Regions from separate parts of the Homo sapiens genome. Here region 2 is linked to region 1. Evidence: read pairs that join two places in POLR2A ChIA-PET (ENCODE). Cell type or tissue: CD4-positive, alpha-beta T cell. All regions are shown on one strand. Links, peaks and the distances in the headings refer to the core of each region. The heading gives the core; the rest is flanking DNA. Region 1 has its middle 5.3 kb from the start of RABEPK. Region 2 overlaps SCAI (suppressor of cancer cell invasion).

What was found. ChIA-PET counts read pairs that join two places held together with the same protein. Peaks named below come from ENCODE experiments on the same cell type or tissue, not always from the same donor. Only the 100,000 strongest peaks of a DNase experiment are listed, where the experiment ranks them.
Region 2: POLR2A ChIA-PET joins it to region 1 with 9 read pairs; 9 of 35 experiments call an interaction of 5 or more read pairs at or near these places.

What each region holds. Positions count from the first base shown.
Region 1 is chr9:125,193,741-125,196,657 of GRCh38, reverse strand. It overlaps the pseudogene RPSAP76. Among named protein-coding and RNA genes, the nearest start is that of RABEPK, 5.3 kb to the left of the region's middle. In CD4-positive, alpha-beta T cell, for the core only: no CTCF peak of the experiment used is centred there; a DNase peak (open chromatin) is centred at 1,397; H3K4me3 peaks cover 1,294 bases; H3K27ac peaks cover 1,153 bases.
Region 2 is chr9:124,964,729-124,967,645 of GRCh38, reverse strand. All of the region lies in intron 17 of SCAI (suppressor of cancer cell invasion), which reads left to right. Among named protein-coding and RNA genes, the nearest start is that of GOLGA1, 25 kb to the right of the region's middle. In CD4-positive, alpha-beta T cell, for the core only: no CTCF peak of the experiment used is centred there; a DNase peak (open chromatin) is centred at 1,645; H3K27ac peaks cover 1,544 bases.

The DNA of each region.
Region 1 (2,917 bases), core at 213-2,712:
ATCAAGCTCTGTTACCCCATCTCCATACCAAACCACTGGAAGTGTCTAACACCTCTCCTAAAAGCTTGCCCAACACTCTGACGCACGCTTTCTTCTTTTCTCTCTGCTGTGGATGTGAAGAATGATGTTCACTCAATGAGGTGGGTCTGCAGGAGGGAGCTTCCTCCTGTCAGATAGTGTGGTCATGTGAGGACTGCCACCTATTTTCACTGGAACAGCACACCACTGACCTCTTTACTGATGCATCAGCAAGGGAAGTAATGAATGCCGGTGAGACCTTCCTTTTAAGCACTTTACAGTTTATGAAGAACATTCACATCCATCTCCCTATTTGTCTTCCTTCCCACTTCTGAGAAGGTATCTTGAATAGGATTTATTCCCAATTACTGAGGTTCAGAGATTAAGAGTGAATTGTGGCTGGGCGCAGTGGCTCATGCCTGTAATCCCAACACTTTGGGAGGCCGAGGTGGGCCAATCAACTGAGGTCAGGAGTTTGAGACCAGACTGACCAACATGGTGAAACCCCGTCTCTACTAAAAATACAAAAATTACCCAGGTGTGGAGATGCATGCCTGTAATCCCAGCTACTTGGAAGGCTGAGGTGGGAGGACTGCTTGAGCCTAGGAGGCAGAGGTTGCAGTGAGCCGAGATTGTGCCACTGCACTCCAGCCTAGGTGACAGAAAAAAAAAAAAAGGCGACAGCCTGTCTCAAAAAAAAAAAAAAAAAAAAGAAAGAAAGAAAGAAAGAAAAACAGCCAGTTTTCTATGCTACCCACAGAGGGGTCCATATGGGGTTGTTATGGATTCCCATCATAACTTAAAGGGAAACTTTCACAATGTCCAGAGCCCTTGCTGTCCTGCAAATGAAGGAGGAGGATGTCCTTAAGTTCCTTGCAGTAGGAACCCACTTAGTGGCACCAATCTTGACTTCTAGATGGAACAGTACATCTATAAAAGGAAAAGTGATGGCATCTACATCATAAATCTGAAGAGGACCTGGGAGAAGCTTCTGCTGGCAGCTCATGCCATTGTTGCCATTGAAAACCCTGCTGATGCCAGTGTTATATCCCCTAGGAATACTGGCCAGAGGGTTGTGCTGAAGTTTGCTGCTGCCACCAGAGCCACTCCAGTTGCTGGCCACTTCACTCCTGGAACCTTCACTAACCAGATCCAGGCTCCTTCCGGGAGCCACAGCTTTTTGTGGTTACTGACCCCAGGGCTGACCACCAGCCTCAAACAGAGGCATCTTATGTTAACCTACCTACCATTGCTCTGTGTAATACAGATTCTCCTCTGCAGTATGTGGACATTGCCATCCCATGCAACAACAAGGGAGCTCACTCAGTGGGTTTGATGTGGTGGATGCTGGCTCAGGAAGTTCTGCACAAAGGTGGCACCATTTCCTGTGAACACCTGTGGGAGCTCATGCCTGATCTCTACTTCTTTTTTTTTTTTTATTTGAGACGCAGTCTCGCTCTGTCGCCCAGGCTGGAGTGCAGTGGCGCAATCTCGGCTCACTGCAACCTCTGCCTCCTGGGTCCACACCATTCTCCTGCCTCAGCCTCCCAGGTAGCTGGGACTACAGGCGCCTGCCACCATGCCCGGCTAATTTTTTTGTATTTTTAGTAGAGACGGGGTTTCACCGTGTTAGCCAGGATGGTCTCAATCTCCTGACCTCATGATCTGCCCGCCTTGGCCTCCCAAAGTGCTGGGATTACAGGCGTGAGATACTGCGCCCGGCCTGCCTAATCTCTACTTCTACAGAGATCCTGAAGAGATTGAAAAAGAAGAGCAAGCTGCTACTGAAAAGGCTGTGACAAAGGAGGAATTTCAGGGTGAATGGACTGCTCCAGCTCCTGAGTTCACTGTTACTCAGCCTGAGGTTGCAGACTGGTCTGAAGGGTGCAGGTATCCTCTGTGCCTATTCAGCAGTTCCCTACTGAAGACTGGAGCACTCAGCCTGCCACGGAAGACTGGTCTGCAGCTCCCACTGTTCAGACCACTGAATGGTTTTAAATTGTTCTTGCAGGGACTCTTAAGCAACTTGGAAATAAGGTTGATGGAAAATAGGCATCAGTTTCTTTTTTTTTTTTTTTGTTTGAGACAGTCTCGCTCTTTCGCCAGGCTGGAGGGCAGTGGCGCAATCTCGGCTCACTGAAACCTCTGACTCCCTGTTTCAAGCAATTCTCCTGCCTCAGCCTCCTGAGTAGCTGGGATTACAGGCAGGCTAATTTTTGTATTTTTAGTATAGACGGTGTTTCGTCACATTGGCCAGGTTGGTCTCGATCTCCTGACCTCGTCATCCGCCCGCCTTGGCCTCCCAAAGTGTTGGGATTACAGGTGTGTGTGTTTATGGCCACCGTGCCTGGCCATAAACATCAGTTTCTAAAAAAAAAAAAAAAGAAAAATATCTAAACAAGAACAGCATCTTCTTCCATTTGAATTTTTTTCTCCAAGAAATTCTGAGCAGATTATCCCTTTACCTTTTTTTCCTTTTTTTTTTTTGAGACAGGGTCTCACTCTGTTGCCTAGGCTGGAGTGCAGTGGCACAACTTTGGCTCACTGCAACCTCCGCCTCTGGGGCTCAAGCAATCCTCCCGCCTCAGCCTCTTGAGTAGCTGGGACTACAGGCACATGCCAGCATGCCCGGCTAATTTTTATATTTTTTGTAGAGATGGGGTTTTGCCATGTTTCCCAGGCTGGTCTCGAACTCCTGGGCCCAAGCAATCTGCCCACCTCAGCCTCCCAAAGTGCTGGGATTACAGGCATGAGTCATTGCACCTGTCCTGCCTTTTTTTCCTCCCCTCCCCTCCCTCTCTCTCTTTCTCTCTTTCTTTCTTTTTGATGGAGTCTCGCTTTGTCACCCAGTCTGGAGTGCAGTGGCGCAATGTCGGCTCAATGCAACCTCTGCCTCCCG
Region 2 (2,917 bases), core at 175-2,674, 230 kb after region 1:
TCATTTTAAGGGTTAGTATGGAATCAGCTGCTACAAGAATGCAAAAAACTTCCAATGACAAGAAAGGAGGAAAAAAAAGCCATTTTCATGAGCTGAGTGATGTAGCATAATAAACAAAATCATGGAGCTGAGGAGGTGCTTTGTAAACGTGAAGGGGCATAAAAAGGAAAGAGATACTTGTGTCAATAAAGAGAGCCTGGTCCTAGACGTAGTTCAGCCACAAAGTAGTTGTGCCTTTGTGGACAAGTTTCCCAAACTCCCTGAGCCTCTGCTTTCCCATCTGTTAAATGAGGGGATAGAATATGGTTGATTTCCAGCATTCAGTGGTCCTGTCAAGCAGCCTAACAGGCTAGCTCTAATTCCCATTGGGTAGATGAGGGGATGACAAAGAACAATTTGTGAGCTATATAGGAAACATTGTTATTGGTGTTGCCCTATCAGGATTTCAGTTGAATTCATGTTAAAATTACAGCCGTCCTTTATTGTACACTTATTGGGTTAAGCCTATTATACCATATTACCTCATTTTAATTTTTACTGACCTGCACTTTATACATGAAGCAACAAGGCTCCAGGACATTAAAACTCACACAAAGTTATGCTCATGTTATATTATTTTCTTACTTAAAGAAGGATTTATTAGTGACAAGTTTGTATTAATATGTAGCAAAGGCTTTTCCAATGGGTGAATAAAAACACATTCCATTATAGTAAAAAAAAAAAAAAAAAGTCAAGCTGGGAGAAGTGGCATATACCTATAGTCCCAGCTACTCAGGAGGCTGAGGCAGGAGGACTGCTTGAAGCCAGGAATTGGAGATCAGCCTGGGCAACATAGGAAGATCCTATCTCTTAGAAAAAAAAAACTCTTAATAATGAAACAGTATAAACAGAAGCTAAGTAAAATATTTTCTTTCTCCTGAAATAAAATTATTTTTTGAGTCTGATGGAAGTGTTTAAGTGCAGTAGGTCAGTGCCAGTGAGAAAAAAAATAAAATCATACAAAAAAAGAAATATTGAATAAATTAAGAAAAAGGTATATCATGAATACATAAAATATATGTAGACACTAGTCTATTTTATCATTTACTACTATAAGATATATACAAATCTATTATGAATGATTAAAATTTATGCACACACTTACAGACCATATATGGTACCATTCACAGTCCAGAGAAGTGTAAACAAAAGTAATGATGCAATATTAAATCATAACTGTCCTTGTGATAGTTTGCTGAGAATGATGGTTTCCAGCTTCATCCATGTCCCTACAAAGGACATGAACTCATCATTTTTTATGGAAGGACAAAAAACCAAACACCGCATGTTCTCACTCATAGGTGGGAATTGAACAATGAGAGCACATGGACACAGGAAGGGGAACATCACACACCGGGGCCTGTTGTGGGGTCGGGGGAGGGGGGAGGGATAGCATTAGGAGATATACCTAATGTAAATGACAAGTTAATGGGTGCAGCACACCAACATGGCACATGTATACATATGTAACAAACCTGCACGTGTGCACATGTACCCTAGAACTTAAAGTATAATTTTAAAAAATCATAACTGCATAAAATCACTGTAGTGCCTACTGTACTACTGTAATAATTTGGTAGCCACATCCTGTTGCTCTGGCAGTAAGCTCAAGTGTTGCAAGTACTGCTTAGAATGCCTGTCATTTCCGTGAGCAGTTTGTCTCTCCAGTAAATTGTGTATTGTAATAAAAAATGATCTCTAGTGGTTCTCACATATTTTTTATTGTGTTTAGTGCAGTACTGTAGTAAACCTTGCATAACACCATGGGATCCATATGAAGTGATGCTTCAAGTGCTCCCAAGAAGCAATGAAAAGTCATGACATTACAAGAAAAAGTTGAATTGCTTGATATGTACCATAGATCAAGGTTTGCCATTGTGGTTGCCTGCCATTTCAAGATAAATTAATCCAGTAAGGAGTGTTGTAAAAAAAGAAAAGAAAATTTGTGAAGCCATCACTGTAGCTACGTTAGCAGGCATGAAAACCTTACACTTTTTGTGAAATACCTTTTTATCTCATAATGAAAATGTAGCGTTTATGTAGGTGCAAGGTTGCTATAAGACATACTTACAGGCCGGGCACAGTAGCTCACGCCTGTAATCCCAGCACTTTGGGAGGCCACAGAGGGTGGATCACCTTAGGTCAAGATTTCAAGACCAGCCTGACCAATATGGTGAAACCCTCGTCTCTACTAAAAATATAAAAATTAGCTGGGCGTCGTGGCGTGAGCCTGTAGTCTCAGCTACTCGGGAGGCTGAGACAGGAGAACTGCTTGAAACCAGAAGGCGGAGGTTGCAGTGAGCTGAGATCACACCACTGGACTCCAGCCTGGGCGACAGAGCAAGACTCCATTCCCCCCCGACATACACACAAAAAAAAGACATATATTATGATTTGAGAAAAAGCAAACTCATTATATAACAAAGCAAAAGGAAAGTGAAGGATCTACAGCTAGAGAATTAAATTCTGGCAAGAAAGGGTTTGATAATTTTCGAAAGAGCTTTGGCTTTAAAAATGTTAAGATAACACGAGAAGCAGCTTCTGCCAACCAAGAGGCAGCAGACAAGTTCCCAGAAAGTACCTTTTCTGGAAAAAAAAAAAAAACCTGCCACAAAAGACATTTATTAGTAAGGAAGAGAAGTGAACACCAGGATTTAAACAGGAAGGGATAGACAACTCTGTTATTTTGTGCAAATGCACTTGGGTTTATGATCAGGAGAGTCTTTATCTATAAAGCTGCTAATGCACCTTGACAGAAAAGATAAACACCAGCTGCCAGTACAACAAGAAGGTCTGGACAACAGGAACTTTCTTCCAGATTAGTTTCGTTGATGCTGTGTCCTTGAAATCAGGAAGTACCTTGCCAGTAAGGGACTAC